2 separate regions of the Homo sapiens genome follow, and region 2 is linked to region 1. The links are chromatin loops, found by intact Hi-C in ENCODE. Cell type or tissue: sigmoid colon. All regions are shown on one strand.

The links. Peaks named below come from ENCODE experiments on the same cell type or tissue, not always from the same donor. Only the 100,000 strongest peaks of a DNase experiment are listed, where the experiment ranks them.
Region 2: a loop joins it to region 1, with 4 times the contacts of the local background. A loop is called at or near these places in 2 of 110 quality-filtered maps.

The regions. Positions count from the first base shown.
Region 1 is chr3:113,047,769-113,055,768 of GRCh38, forward strand. All of the region lies in intron 1 of NEPRO-AS1 (NEPRO antisense RNA 1), which reads left to right. LOLI1 (lncRNA oncogene in liver cancer 1) reads right to left here. Exons shown (of 3, transcript NR_189285.1): 3 at 3,145-3,937. Among named protein-coding and RNA genes, the nearest start is that of RMP64, 32 kb to the left of the region's middle. RefSeq lists an enhancer at 3,756-3,935. In sigmoid colon, a CTCF peak has its summit at 3,607 (motif pointing right); DNase peaks (open chromatin) are centred at 3,653 and 4,233; H3K4me3 peaks cover 512 bases.
Region 2 is chr3:113,511,927-113,519,926 of GRCh38, forward strand. SPICE1 (spindle and centriole associated protein 1) reads right to left here and starts at 3,230. Exons shown (of 18, transcript NM_144718.4): 1 at 2,971-3,230. It overlaps SPICE1-CFAP44 (SPICE1-CFAP44 readthrough (NMD candidate)), which reads right to left and starts at 3,230. Exons shown (of 52, transcript NR_183050.1): 1 at 2,971-3,230. RefSeq lists enhancers at 2,917-3,036, 3,097-3,146, 3,853-3,902, 4,413-4,462, 4,523-4,572. In sigmoid colon, no CTCF peak of the experiment used is centred here; DNase peaks (open chromatin) are centred at 3,035, 3,295 and 4,458; H3K4me3 peaks cover 2,152 bases; H3K27ac peaks cover 1,442 bases; H3K27me3 peaks cover 133 bases.

The DNA.
Region 1 (8,000 bases):
AATTCTTTTTTTTTTTTTTTTTTTTTTTTGAGACGAGTCTCACACTGTAGCCCAGGCTGGAGTGCAGTGGTGTGATCTTGGCTCACTGCAACCTCAGCCTCCCGGGTTCAAGAGATTCTCCTGCCTCAGCCTCCTGAGTAGCTGGGATTACAGGTACGTGTTACCATGCCCTGCTAATTTTTGTATCTTTAGCAGAGATGGGGTTTTACCCTGTTGGCCAGGCTGGTCTCGAACTCCTGGCCTCAAGTGATCCACCCGCCTCGGCCTCCCAAAGTGCTAGGATTACAGGCATGAGCCACCGCACCCAGCCCTCATCTCTGAATTCTGATCTCGTTTTACCTCTACCTCTCTTGTGAGCTGCCCATGGTCTGCCTTGTTCTCAAGACATTTACTCTCAGCTCTGTAAGCACCTTCATGCAGGTGATGAATTCATCTTCCATAGTGCTGGCATGTGGGTGCTCAGGGAATACTTGTTGAATAAAAACCAAATGAATTAACTCATGAATAAAAAATCCTTCCTATAGGAACCTATCACTAACCTGGCATTAAGAATTTCTTAATTCAGACTGAGTGCAGTGGCTCACGCCTGTAATCCCAGAACTTTGGGAGGCCGAGGCAGGCAGATCACCTGAGGTCGGGAGTTTGAGACCAGCCTGACCAACATGGAGAAACCCCATATCTACTGAAAATACACAAAAATTAGCCAGGCGTGATGGCGCATGCCTATAATTCCAGCTACTCTGGAGGCTGAGGCAGGAGAATCGCTTGAACCTGGGAGGTAGAGGTTGCGGTGAGCCAAGATCATGCCATTGCACTCCAGCCTGGGCAAAAAGAGCGAAATTCCATCTCAAAAAAATAAAAATTTTAAAAAAAAGAAGAATTTCTTAATTCAAAAAGCACAACAGCTCTAGAGGGCACTGGAACGCATTTGAAAGATCAGTCATACACTGATGCATAATGTGTTAATATCTCATTCTAGTCTCCAAAATTTTTCCTTGATTCTAAGAAGAGTAGTAGTAGATTTTAATTAAAATTGCATGCTTCTACCTGGATATACTTTTTGAGAATTTTCTCATGTTTAGAGCTTAAAAAATAAGCGTATTCTCTTGAAATGTAACTTGTATGCAAAAGTCTTAAGAAGACAGCCTCTCCTAGGGTTTTTATGGTTTTAGGTCTAACGTTTAAGTCTTTAATCCATCTTGAATTAATTTTTGTATAAGGTGTAAGGAAAGGATCCAGTTTCAGCTTTCTACATATGGCTAGCCAGTTTTCCCAGCACCATTTATTAAATAGGGAATCCTTTCCCCATTGCTTGTTTTTCTCAGGTTTGTCAAAGATCAGATAGTTGTAGATACGCAGCGTTATTTCTGAGGGCTCTGTTCTGTTCCATTGATCTATATCTCTGTTTTGGTACCAGTACCATGCTGTTTTGGTTACTGTAGCCTTGTAGTATAGTTTGAAGTCAGGTAGTGTGATGCCTCCAGCTTTGTTCTTTTGGCTTAGGATTGACTTGGCGATGTGGGCTCTTTTTTGGTTCCATATGAACTTTAAAGTAGTTTTTTCCAATTCTGTGAAGAAAGTCATTGGTAGCTTGATGGGGATGGCATTGAATCTATAAATTACCTTGGGCAGTATGGCCATTTTCACGATATTGATTCTTCCTACCCATGAGCATGGAATGTTCTTCCATTTGTTTGTATCCTCTTTTATTTCCTTGAGCAGCGGTTTGTAGTTCTCCTTGAAGAGGTCCTTCACATCCCATGTAAGTTGGATTCCTAGGTATTTTATTCTCTTTGAAGCAATTGTGAATGGGAGTTCACTCATGATTTGGCTCTCTGTTTGTCTGTTATTGGTGTATAAGAATGCTTGTGATTTTTGCACATTGATTTTGTATCCTGAGACTTTGCTGAAGTTGCTTATCAGCTTAAGGAGATTTTGGGCTGAGACAATGGGGTTTTCTAGATATACAATCATGTCATCTTCAAACAGGCATTACCATTCAGGACATAGGCATGGGCAAGGACTTCATGTCTAAAACACCAAAAGCAATGGCAACAAAAGCCAAAATTGACGAATGGGGTCTAATTAAACTAAAGAGCTTCTGCACAGCAAAAGAAACTACCATCAGAGTGAACAGGAAACCTACAAAATGGGAGAAAATTTTCGCAACCTACTCATCTGACAAAGGGCTAATATCCAGAATCTACAATGAACTCAAACAAATTTACAAGAAAAAAACAAACAACCCCATCAAAAAGTGGGCAAAGGATATGAACAGACACTTCTCAAAAGAAGACATTTATGCAGCCAAAAAAACACATGAAAAAATGCTCACCATCACTGGCCATCAAAGAAATGCAAATGAAAACCACAATGAGATACCATCTCACACCAGTTAGAATGGCAATCATTAAAAAGTCAGGAAACAACAGGTGCTGGAGAGGATGTGGAGAAATAGGAACACTTTTACACTGTTGGTGGGACTGTAAACTAGTTCAACCATTGTGGAAGTCAGTGTGGCGATTCCTCAGGGATCTAGAACTAGAAATACCATTTGACCCAGCCATCCCATTACTGGGTATATACCCAAAGGACTATAAATCATGCTGCTATAAAGACACGTGCACATGTATGTTTATTGTGGCACTATTCACAATAGCAAAGACTTGGAACCAACCCAAATGTCCAACAAGGATAGAATGGATTAAGAAAATGTGGCACATATACACCATGGAATACTATGCAGCCATAAAAAATGATGAGTTCATGTCCTTTGTAGGGACATGGATGAAATTGGAAATAATCATTCTCAGTAAACTATCGCAACAAGGACAAAAAACCAAGCACCACATGTTCTCACTCATAGGTGGGAATTGAACAATGAGAACACATGGACACAGGAAGGGGAACATCACACTCTGGGGACTGTTGTGGGGTGGGGGAAAGAGGGAGGGATAGCATTAGGAGATATACCTAATGCTAAATGACGAGTTAATGGGTGCAGCACACCAGCATGGCACATGTATACATATGTAACTAACCTGCACATTGTGCACATGTACCCTAAAACTTAAAGTATAATAATAATAAAATAAAAAAATAAAAAAAGAAGCCTCTCATTTGAATCAAAGACTCAGAAGGCATAAGACTAATACGTTTTATTTAAACTTCTGAAATGAATTTTGGTTTGGAATTAGATCTGAATATATAGGTCTAAACCCTAGTTTAGAGTCTTGAGTGTTTTAAGAATTAGAATTTTCCTGGGTCACATGCTGACTTTCACTTTCTGGAAATGTTTTAAAATGAGCGTACAAGAATTTTATAATGATCTCAAAATACACAAAATGATTGTTCACGAAAAGGAAGAGCAAGTGTGGAGAAATGAGAAACCAGTTCGCAGCAAACAGAAATAAAAAGGGGATGGAATTAAAACTTCTCTTGCTGAGAAATCAGATTCTCATAGAACAACCGTTCCAACTCCATTCATTTAGATGAACTCCGTTCATTTAGATAATAGCTTGAAGTGTAATTATTCCCCGTGGACCTTTGCGCTGACACTTCACAGCATTTGCCTCAGAGATCAGTCGTTATGGCTTGTTCAATACCCGTTTTCTCCACCAGAGGGCAGCAAGAGGCCGCACCAAGATTACTCTCTAAATGAGTCATTCTGGCTTCAGTGAGAAGCCACGTGGAGGAACCTACTACGTTGCAGCCCTCCTCTGCAAACCAAGATCCGCAACCTCAGACAGAATGGAGACAAATCGCCTTATCCCTGGCAGAAGATTTTCAGATAATCGGAGAAACGTCTCACAGGCAAATGCACATGATTTCAAGGCTTGCCCTCTGAAGAAGGAGTCAGTGGTGGTTTTGGACAGGAATGGCATCACTTAAATGTATTTTCAAGGAGCAGAGTCACCTGATGCTGAGAACGGCTAGACTAAAAAAAAAAAAAGAAAGAAAAAAAGTTGATAGGTACTCGAATGTGTTTTATCTGCGTTAAATACGAAATGCCCAAGAATGGGACTTGGAGAAAATGAAATCATTATTTCTACTCTTTGACAGCCTTGAGACAAAATTTCCAAGTCAAATTTATAAGGCCTCGGATTTGGTTGCTTGTTTTGCTTTCTTCTGTCTTGCCAGTTACCTCCTGAGAGTTGGGCAAAGATCAGTAAGATCCCTTTGCTGTGGCTGCCAGCAAGTCTGTGCCTGATTTGACGAGATTCTGAAAAGGTACCAGTGCCTCCTCCCTCCAAGGCCTCTCGTGGAACATAACACCCTAGAACTATGCCAAGAGACAGAGCCAAGCCACATTTCAGTGTCTGCTGCTGCACCAAGCTCTGAGCAGAGGCCATCTTTTCTGCTCAAGAAGTTGTTACTGAATTCTTTCAAGTGCTTGCTTTGGGGACAAAAATGATCAAGAAAGATAGTCTCTGTACAACCAACATTTCCAGGAAACCCATTATTTGTGCATTATCTGTATACTCACAAACACACATAAGCACATGCACACATGCCAAGACACAAAAAGTTTTCAGTTAAGAGAGTCATGTTCCTAAAAGCTTTATCTTTTACACCAGTATTTATTGCTGTCTATCTTCATAAGGTCTACTGTGGGAGATGCTGGCATAGAAAGAACTTTGCCTCAGGAATATACGAGAAAACATAATCAGGGCAGAAAGCAGAGGTATTCAAATAACAAGGTCCTAAAGTGTGTTGCAGCTGATACATGAACTCACATCTAACTCAGGTCAACTCTGGGATAAAAATGAGCATCGAACAGTCTCCTCCCACAAGTATGTAGGCACCATGAGAACAGCAATGTTTAGTTTCTTGTTCCATCCTAAGTGCCCGGAACATTTCTGATGCTCAATTAATGTTTGCCAAATAACAAAAACACTTAGGGAATGTACCATATCAGAGACAAACATACCGTCTCTCAGTAAGTCCCTCCAGCATTAACACAGATTGTGATTTCTTTAGGTTGACACTAGCTGAAGTAGTTGGCTTGGATTTAGGGGCCATGTTGTATGCATCGTTAACAACAATCATATCTAAAGGAGCAAGAAGCTCACCCAGGAGAAGTGTGTGGGCACAGATACTGGTGGAATGAATGGAAGACTCCCATCTAACGCTCTCTCAGGAGGGTTGCTGGATTTAGCAAATAAAAATACAAGGTATTCAGTTACATTTGAATTTCCGATAAATGAGTTTAGCATGGGACAAACTTATATTCAAAAATATTCATTATGTATCTGAAATTCAAAATGAACTTGGCCTCCTGTATTTTACCTGGCAAACCTACCATGGGGCATACACTTTCTGAGTGGAAAGGTGGGAGGATGGTCTGACTTTTTCAATTGTAACCTCTCTTTCTCTCTGGGCACATAGGTTGTATCCTTTTAACTTTAATGTATGAATGCCATTGTAGTATGATAATCACAGTGGATTCCATTTAATCCCATTAAGTGTGCCATCAGAAATCCCAGTATTTTGAAAATGTTCCCTGAGCTTAACGATTTGAGAACCACTAGTGTACAAACTTTAGTAAGCAGCCTTCTTTAATCTGAAGGAAGGGTGTGCCCTATAATCTTCTTCCTCCCCTTCACATTGGGAAATTATTTCTGGGCGGATACCTTTGTTCAAAAGGTTGAAAATAGGCTTAGATGGCACTGTATTTCCTAAGTAACTTCCTGCCAATTATCAACCTCTTCATTATAAAGTGGGTCTAATACCCCACTCAGGGGGTGACGCAGGGGTTCCTAATGGAAGAGTATGGGAAAAAAGGACTCAATTAAGTGATGATAATATGAACTCAACTTTTCCAACACAAATAAGGCTTAGAAAAAGTGATCCCCAGACTTCTGTTCAAAACATCTTGTATTAGTCCTGGACCACAGCCAGTCTTTCCTGAGAACCCACACCTAGCTGTGACTCTAAACAAGTGATGAGTTCCTAGTCACAGTCTTAAAGAGACCAGGTCCGCCTGAGCAGCCCTGTGCTTTATGGGCCAACTCAGCCAGAAGCTTCAATGAATAACCATGATACCTTGAGTGGAGGCAGGAGGAGTGGCCGGAGGCAGAGGAATCCAGCTACTAACCAGGGAAAGGATTCAAATAGATGCTTTTCCATTAGAAAGTCTCTGTTCAAATGACCTCAAGGCTTAAAATTATAGAATTTTGTAAAGAAAATTCTCTTTTGTCACCTATAAGCATTATCACTTTTTATTGAATTATACTATAAACAAATATTGTTTAATTGAATGAGACTAATTAAATCAATGAAAATACAATGTTTACCTTTTCTGGAAACCTTCAGTATATTATATGGCATTTAAGGCATTTTACAAATTAACACCAATCTATCTTTCCAATCTTATTTCCTTCTGCTTCTTTCTGGGACTACTACATTCTAGCCAGAGGTTTCTGCACCTTGGCACTGTTGACATTTTGAAGGGGAGAATTCTTTGTTGTAGGAACTATCCTGTGCATTGTAGGATATTTAGTGGCATCTCTGGCCTCTATCCACTGGATACCAGTAGAACATACCCTCCCCGTGCAAGAGTGTGACAATTTAAAAATGTCTGTAGGCATTGTCAAATGTACCCTGGGGGGCAAAATCACCCCCATGAAGAACCATTGGGGGGCAAAATCACCAGCACTGAGGACTACTGCTCTGTCCCACAAGACAACTTTCCCTGCTATGAACACATTTTCTCAAGCTCTACCCACACTCCCCCACCACACCACACACACCTTTCACTCCTGTTCCCTTGACCTAAAACACCCTGCTTTCCCCCTTTCCATTGACAAACTTGTATTTATTCTCCAAGGCCTAAATCAAATGCTATCCTACATAGCTTTCCTTACAATCTATGCCAACTTTCCCTCCTCTAGGCTGCTGTGGGCATTGCACACATCTTTACTTGTACTAATAGTGTTGACCATATGATGTTGCAATTATTTATTCACCCTTCCCTCCTTCTCCCGAGAGGCTATTTCTCAAGAGCAAGGTCTGTGTAACTATACTACCCAGCATGGTTTTCTGTCCATGCATGTCTCTGTGAGAGAGAGAGAGACAGAGAGAGAGAGTGTGTGTGTGTGTGTGTGTGTGTGATCTGACAAATAAATATATACAGCACTCTGCTTTGTTAAAGTGTAAGACAAAGTCCTAAGCTATACCATTTACTATATTTCCTAAAGAAACATGTGGATTTTAGTTCTCATCATGTAGATTAATTGGTTAGACTAGATCTCACTAGACCTTATGTTCCCACAAATCTGGATTACTATTTTTCCAAATATGCATGGTATTTTCCCATCTCTACATCACTGTGGAAATTGTTTTCTTCACCTGGAAAGTTCTGCTCTCCTTTCTCCCTGTCAAAATCCTCCTCAAACACCACCTCTACTTTTCACAGTCCTGGACACACACACACCATGCACACACACCACTCACACACACACACAAAACACACATGCAACACACATGCTGTGGTTTCTTCTTTCTGAGAGAGCCCTTGCTTTTTTATCTTCTTTTCTAACTCTCCTAACTTTCTGTCTTATCCCCAATGGTCTCCTCTTAAAGTTAGATTGTACTCCTTGAAGGCAAAGACTTCTTCCTCTTTCTACTTCTGCAGCTCCTCATACAGTGACTTGCACATACTCATACTAAGTATTGAGTAAGAATTTGTTACATTGAAGAGAAAAATCAGAGATTGTCTTGAAAACACTGAGTTAATATCCAGACAAAAGTGTGGGTAAATTCAGAAAGAGAATGGATTTTGACAGCAGCAGAGTCAAACTTTAGAAAGATGAACTCATCTGGGCTGGGAAATAATGAAGATGCACCATCAGACACCCATGGTGGTTCAAGGGCAAGGTGAAACCATAATAACAAAGATGGCAAAGACCATTTTGGAGTAACAGAAATGGGATTGGGTGCCTAATTGGAAATGGGGCAAGGGGAAGAGAGGAGTGAGGAATGAATAATATCATTCCAAT
Region 2 (8,000 bases), 460 kb after region 1:
AAACTTTGCCAGAATTGGGTTACCTCTGTTTGCTTTTATATTTCCCAAATTTTCTATAATGGACCTATGTTACTCTTAAAAATGGGGGGAAAAGTATTTCAAGTTACATTTAGAATATTTTACTTATTCAGAAGCTAAAACTCCAGATGAGAATGCATACTGGCCAACGACTTGATTACAGCTTTGGAAGACCCTAAGCAAAGAATCTAACTAAGCCATGTCCAAACTCACAACCCACAGAAATTGTGAAATGATAAATAGTAATTGTTTTAGGCCACTAAATCTGTGGTAATTTACTACCTGTGTACAGTAGGATAACACAGGTATAGTTAAGCTGCTATCCCATCTTTGCCCTTCTCTTGCCATCCAGCTTCATGAAAAGGTACACTTTAGCACCTGTATTTACTAATCCTTAGTTCTACCTCCAAGTTTTATTAATTACAAAAACTCTGACCCCACCTTTGCACTGAAAAGCTTTCTTTTTTTTTTTTTTTTTTTTTTGAGACGGAGTCTTGCTCTGTTACCAGGCTGGAGTGCAGTGGCACGACCTCAGCTCACTGCAACCTCCACCTCCCGGGTTCAAGCGATTCTCCTCCCTCAGCCTCCTGAATAGCTGGGATTACAGGCGCTTGCCACCATGCCCGGCTAACTTTTGTATTTTTAGTAGAAACGGGGTTTCACCATGTTGGTCAGGCTGGTCTCGAACTCCTGATCTCGTGATCTACCTGCCTTGGCCTCCCAAAGTGCTGGGATTACAGGCGTGAGCCACCACACCTGGCCTCTTCTATTCTTTTCTCCTTTTCTTCACAGGCTCTATTGTCCTCCTCCACACAAACAATTTAATCAAGGATTTCCACCCAGTTCTATCTCAGTTCTCATTCTTCTTGTCTTTCCATTAGATACCCTCTCCTTTCATTCAATAATTATTTGGGGGAGTGCAGCACACACCAGGCACTGGCTAGGCATTAGAGATACAAGTAAACAAGTAAACTAAGTAAACTAAATAAACTAAGATATTAGTAAACAAGTCTAATATGGTGCCAGCTCTCATGGAGCTGCTTTCTTGATCACAAAGGGGCAGTTCACATCCTCCCTCAGTGACCTCACCAACTCCCTTGAGCAAAGCTATGAATGTATGGACAAACAAACACACTGTGAAAATGAGTCCCAAATCAATGATTCACACCTTTCCTCAAAACTTCAAACACAGTGGCTCGCATCTGTAATCCCAGCAACTCGGGAGGCTGAGGCTGGAGGATCGCTTGAGGCAGGAAGCTCAAGACCAGCCTGTGCAACATAGCAAGACCCTGTCTCTAAAAAAAAAATTTTTTTTAATTAGCCAGGAGTGGCAGTGAGTGCCTATAGTTTCAGCTACTCAGGAGGCTGAGGTGGGAGGACTGCTTGAGCCCAGGAATTGGAGGCTGCAGTGAGCTACGATGGCGCCCCTGCACTCCAGCCTAGGTGACAAAGTGAGGCTCTGTCTCTTAAAATAAACAAACAAAAACAAAACAAAAACACCAAATGCTCATTTCTAACTACCTACTATATACATCTCCCAAATATCACAAATACAGTATATCAAAATACAGCTCATCATCATACCCCAAATCTCTACTTGCTGATATATAACTGGTTGACTCGATAAATATGTTCAATTAAGCTGAATTTACAGAATTACAATCCTAGTTGCTCCAATTTAAAACCTCAGCATCACCTCTGTTCCTTATCTCTTAGTGAATCAGATAACAGAATCTATTAACTTTTTCCCTAAAAATCTCTCTTGCCCGCTCTTCTCCATCTCTACTAAAAATATTTTTGTTCAGGCTCTCATTATTCTAATTAGTCTCCCTTTCACTCTTCACTCACTGACTTCATCATCCATCTATTAATGTAACTAATATTTTGAAGCACCATCTAAAAGCGAGGCACCAGATATAACAAGAAAGTAGAATAGTCTATGCCCTTGCAGAGTTAAGAGTTTCTAAGAGGACCGCAATTAAACAAGTATTTACAACAAAAGGGCAGCATGGGAAGTAAATTCTGTGTGCCATGAAAGTACCTAACTAACTCTATGCAGTAAGTAAAAGCTTCTCCTCTCTGTAATACCCCCAAAAATGTTTGCACTGAGAGCTAAAATACGAATAAAAGTTAGAAGCAGGGGAAAGAATATTCCAGGCAAGGGAAAATGCATTTACGAAGAGTTTGAGAAGTTCAGTTCAATTAACAAAGATCTGAGAGGGTGAGAGGTTAAAGGAAGAAAGGCAGACAGCAGATTGTAGTCTTGTGAGCCACAGCAATCTGAACACCTAAGACCATAGGAAACCACTGAAGAATTTTAAAAGGGATAGTTATGACTGGACTTAGTAAATCCACTCTGACTGGTGTGGAAAACTGATCAAAGAGAAACAAGAACTCTTTCCAAACACTGTTGAATCAATCCTACCTAAATACATGGATAGAGAATAGATCTGAACCCTTTACCTACTTCCTCTAGATTCGGATGGCTCCCCACTGTCAAAAGCAATCCAACTCAGCTTGGCATTCAGACCCTCTCCCCCATATGGCCCGGCTGACTTTTCTTTCCAGTGTTCTCTCACATCTCCCGCAAATCCTAAAACCAAGCTCTCGCCTCACACACAGTTGCAACCATTCTTTTCCCTCTGCTTGGAACACTCATTAGGCTCACTCTCTTCTCTACTGGGTTAACTTCCACGGACTCCTCAAAACTCACAGGAGGAGCCTTCTGAGAAGCCCCTCTGACATCCATCGATTTAAATGACGCTCCCGGTCCCAAAGCACCCTGGATAGTTTGCCTCTCTCCTGCTACACGGTGAACTCCCCCAACGCTACAATCGAGCACCCCCAATTACCAGCTCTGTGCAAAAGCTCCCGAAAGCGGTGCGCACGCGCATACTCGAGGTGCTCTGGCGCCACGCACAAACATACCCAGACACGCACCCTGACACGTACTTGCACTCTCAAAACACAGAGCCGCGGCTGCGCTTCCTGAAGTAAGGATTCCCCAACCGGGCGCCTGGATCCCAGGCAACAGACAGATGCCACCACCGTTCTCCCCACCCTTTTGGTAGCCCTGGTCCCTAAGGCTCGTTGGGACTGCGAGCTGCAAGCCTCAGATCCATCATCTCAACCTGCCTTGCAGTCGGTCCCGACTGCCGCCGCCACCGCAGCTAAAACTTCAGGCGCCGGAACCGCGGAGCGCGCCACAGGTTAACCCAGCCAGCGGCTTCCGGGCTGTTGCCTGGGTTACCAGAGCTCCGCCCCACGCCCTTGCGTATATCCGGCGAGCCCAGTGCGCAGGCGCCTCCCAAAGCCTATCTCGGGTCCTGAGTCTAAGGGAGAGAGGTTCCTCTGCAAGGTTCAGGGCAAATTATTAAAGAATAGGTATATAGCAGGCCGGGCGCGGTGGCTGACGCCTGTAATCCCAGCACTTTGGGAGGCCGAGGCAGGCGGATCACGAGGTCAGGAGATCGAGACCATCCTGGCTAACACGGTGAAACCCCGTCTCTACTAAAAATACAAAAAATTACCCGGGCCAGGTGGCGGGCGCCTGTAGTCCCAGCTACTCGGGAGGCTGAGGCAGGAGAATGGCGTGAACCTGGGAGGTGGAGGTTGCAGTGAGCCGACATGGCGCCACTGCAGTCCGGCCTGGGCGAAAGAGCGAGACTCCGTCTCAAAAAAAAAAAAAAAAAAAAAAGAATAGGCATATAGCATTAGCCGGTGCCTCGAGAATTCTCCAAAAGAAAGATGTTGCTCTCCTCACCAGACTTCACATATCACTTAATTTGCTTTCATCTCTATTCATTTGTTTACAAATCTTTAGTAGTGGAATCCCAGCACTTTTGGAGACAGAAGCAGAAGGATTGCTTAAGCTCAGGAGTTTGAGACAAGCATGGGCAAGATGGCGAAACCCCGTCTCTACGAAAAATTAAAAAATTAGCTGGGCGTGGGAACACGCCTGTAGTTCCAGCTACTCAGGAAGCTGAGGTGCGAGGATCGCTTGAGCCAAGGAGGGCAAAGCTGTAGTGAGCCACAGTCATACCACTTCACTCCAGCCTGGACGACAAAGCAAGACCTTGTCTCAAAAAAAAAAAAAAAAGTTGTTTATTACAACCTACAAATGTGCGGGAGAGCTAGGTTCTATGGGGCTAAAAACAGGCAAGGTGGGAAACTTACAGCATATTAACAGACAGTTATCAATGACAAAAACATTAAAATTATGACGAGTGCTAAGAAGGAAGCACTCTAACCAAATACTTAGCTTATTATTATAGTAATATTTGAATTACTCAGGAAAGCTCAGACATGAATAGGCCAGTGGGGAAGGGGAAAGCATTCCTGCAGAGGGAGCTGCATGTGCAAAGATGTGGAAAATGCAAGGGACAGGAAGAGGTCCAGTGTGTCTGAAGTTTAGAGAACAGTGGGAACTTGCTGTGAAGGGGAGGCGCCCTGATAGGCTGGATCCACGACAGTCAGAGCTGCGTGGACCACGTTAAGAACTTTACAAAGCACTTGATTCAAAAACAGAGTTTATTTGCTCTGGTAAGACAATTTCCTCTAGCCCCTTGCTTTCTGCTGTTACAATACACCCATGTGTGGTCTGCAAATACATGCCCAAAACCTTCTAGAGGAAAGGTACTGCCTTTAATAGTTTTCACTCTGATTGAGGAAGTTTGATGTAGATATATTTAATAATCAACAATCATCCACTTGCTTGCATCCTCAACTCCCTGCCCCTCTCTAAATTGCTGTAATCACTTGGCAAAATGACCATATTAGCCATCCCTACTTTACACTTACTAAGTGCTTGCACCCATGCAGCTGAATCTGAAAAAAAACACCCAATCATGCTGACTTTAAATTCATGATTACTGATGTTAAGTAGGACCTTAAAGATGCTTGAACATCTCATTACAGGTCCCTGTTCATTGATTTTCCTACATATTAGTTTTATACCTTCATTCATACCCAATGCCTTGTCTCCTATCCTCATTCTCACACAATGACCTTGCTTCCTACTGCATTGATTACACTGAATTATTCAAAAGAGAACTTCCCTAAGCTCCCATCATTATTTTAATCCTTCTGTCACTATCTTTACCCACAGACCTGCCTTCAGAAGCTCAGCATAAGAAATATGAAGAAAGCTAATCAAAATACTTCATAATCAAATTGCTCAGAACGAGTGATAAAAGAATCTTAAAAGCATCCAAGGAAAAAAATACATGTCGTATACAGCAGAACAAAACTAAGGATTACATCAGTTTCTCATTAGAATCAAAACAAGCAAGAAGACAGAATAACAGTTCAAACATATTCAAAGAAAAAAAGCTATCAACCTAGAATCCTTATACTATTCCTTTTTTTTTTTTTTTTAAGACAAAGTCTCACTCTGTCACCCAGGCTGGAGTGCAGTGGCACGATCTCGGCTCACTGCAACCTCCACCTCCCAGGTTCAAACAATTCTCCTGCCTTAGCCTCCGGAGTAACTGGGACTACAGGAACACACCACCATACTCAGCTAATTTTTGTATTTTTAATAGAGACGGGGTTTCTCCATGTTGGTCAGGCTAGTCTTGAATTCCTGACCTCAGGTGATCTGCCCGCCTTGGCCTCCCAAAGTGCTGGGATTACAGGTGTGAGTCACCGCGCCTGACCCTTATACTATTCCTGATACCACTTAAAGGTAGACTATGATAAAATAAAGATGTATACTATAAACCCTAAAGCCGCCACTAAATAATAAAAGTTATTGTTAAAAGCTTACAAAAGTCATGTAAAGGATAACGAAACAAATACTTGATTAATCTAAAAGTATAAAACAAGAAAAAACAAAGAAAAGAGAGAAGTAGGAAAGAAATTGCAAGATGATAGACTCATAAATCATATTAAATGTAAATTGTCTAAACACACTGAATAAAAGGCAGAGATTGTCAGATTGTCAGAGATTGTTTAAAATCTTGAATTTTTTAAATTGCTGCTTATAAGAAGGGAAACATTAAATATAAAGACACAAATAAGTTTAAAATACAAGGATGGAAAAAAGATATATCATGCTAACACTAGTGAAAATAAAGTGGAGTGACTTTATCAATTTTAAACAAAGTAGAGTTCAGAGCAGAGAATATAACCAGAGATAAAGAAGATCATTTAATAATAATAAAAGAACCATTTAATCAAAAGGTCATAACAATCCTAAACATTTTTGCATCTAATAACAGGACTTAAAAATATATGAAGCAGAAACTGATAGTACTGCAATGCGAAATTGAAAGATCCACAATAGTCAAATATTTCAATGCCCCTTTCTGAATAATTTATAATGCAAATAAGCAGAAAATCAACAAGGTTATAAGAGACTTGAGCAACACTATCAACCATCTTGACCTGATTGACATTTATTAAACACTCCAATAATTGGCAGAATACACATGGTTCTTAAGCATATACAGAAAGTTTAGAAGATGGACAATAATCTGGACCATAAACAAATGTTAACAAATTCAAAAGGATTGAAGTCATGCAAGATACATTCTCTGACCACAATGTAATTAAATTAGAAATCAATAACAGACTGATTCTTGGAAAATCCCTCAAAATTTGGGGAATAAAATACACTTCTAAACAAGCCATTGCTATGGTCTGAATGTGTCCCCACAAACTTTCTATGTGACAATTTGCCAATGTGATAGTATTAAAAGGTGGGGCTTTCAGGAAGGAGGTGATTAGATTATGAAGGCTCTGCTCATCATGAATGGGATTTGTGCCCTTAAAAAAGAGTCTTTTAGGAAGCCTGTTTGTCCCTTTTGCCCGTTTTGCCCTTCTGCTATGTGAAGACACAGGATTCACCTCTTCCACCATATGAGGACACAGAAACCAGACACTAAATTTGTTAGTGCCTTGATCTTGGATTCCCCAGGCTCCAGAACCATGAGAAACAAATTTCTGTTGTTTATAAGTTACCCATTTGAAGGTATTTCATTATGGTAACCCAAATGGACTAAAACAGAAGTTGGTACTGAGAAATGGGGTGCTGCTGTAACGATTACCTAAAAATGTGGAAACAGCTTTGGAACTGGATAATGGAGAAAGGCTGGACTATAAAGGGATGCGATAGTGTGGGCTCAGAAGGAGAGAAGAGCTGTAAAAAAAAAAAAAGCCTCTGTCTTAAGTGGTCATGATCAAAGTGTTGGCAGTGAACGAAATTCTGATGAGGTCTCAGGTGGAAATAAGGAATAAAATATTGGAAACTGGACAATACGCAAACCTGGTTTTTAAGTGGTAAGAACTTGGTTAAATTGTGTTTGTGTCCTAATGTTTTGTGAAAGAAGGAGTCCAATATCCAGTCTTAATAGAAACCTCTCAGATAACTAGAAATAGCGAGGAACTTCCTCGACCTGATTAAGTATATCTACAAAAGACCTACATCTAACGCGATGCATAATGGTGAAAGACTGGATGCTTTCCTCCTTAGATCAGAAAAAGACAAGGATGTCTAGTCTCACCACATCTATTCAACATTGTACTGGAGTTTCTAGTTAGTGCCATCAGACAGGAAAAATAAATAAAAAGCATTCAGATTGAATAGGAAAAATATCTTTATTCCCAGTGGAGTGAATGTCTATGTAAAAAAATTCAATAAAATCTGTAAAAAGAGGCCAGGCGTGGTGGCTCACACCTGTAATCCCAGCACTTTCGGAGATTGGGGCAGGAGGACTGCTTGAGGCCAGGAGTTCGAGACCAGACTGAGCAACATAGCAAGACCTTGTCTCAAAAAAAAAAAAAAAAAAAAAGAATATGTGAAAAGAAAAATGCCATTAAAATTAATAAGTGAATTTAGCAAAGTTGCAGGATACAAGATCAACATACAAATATTGAGTGTAGGCCGGGCTCGGTGGCTTATGCCTGTAATCCCAGCACTTTGGTAGGCTGAGGCAGGCAAATGACTTGAGGTCAAGAGTTCGAGACCAGCCTGGCCAACA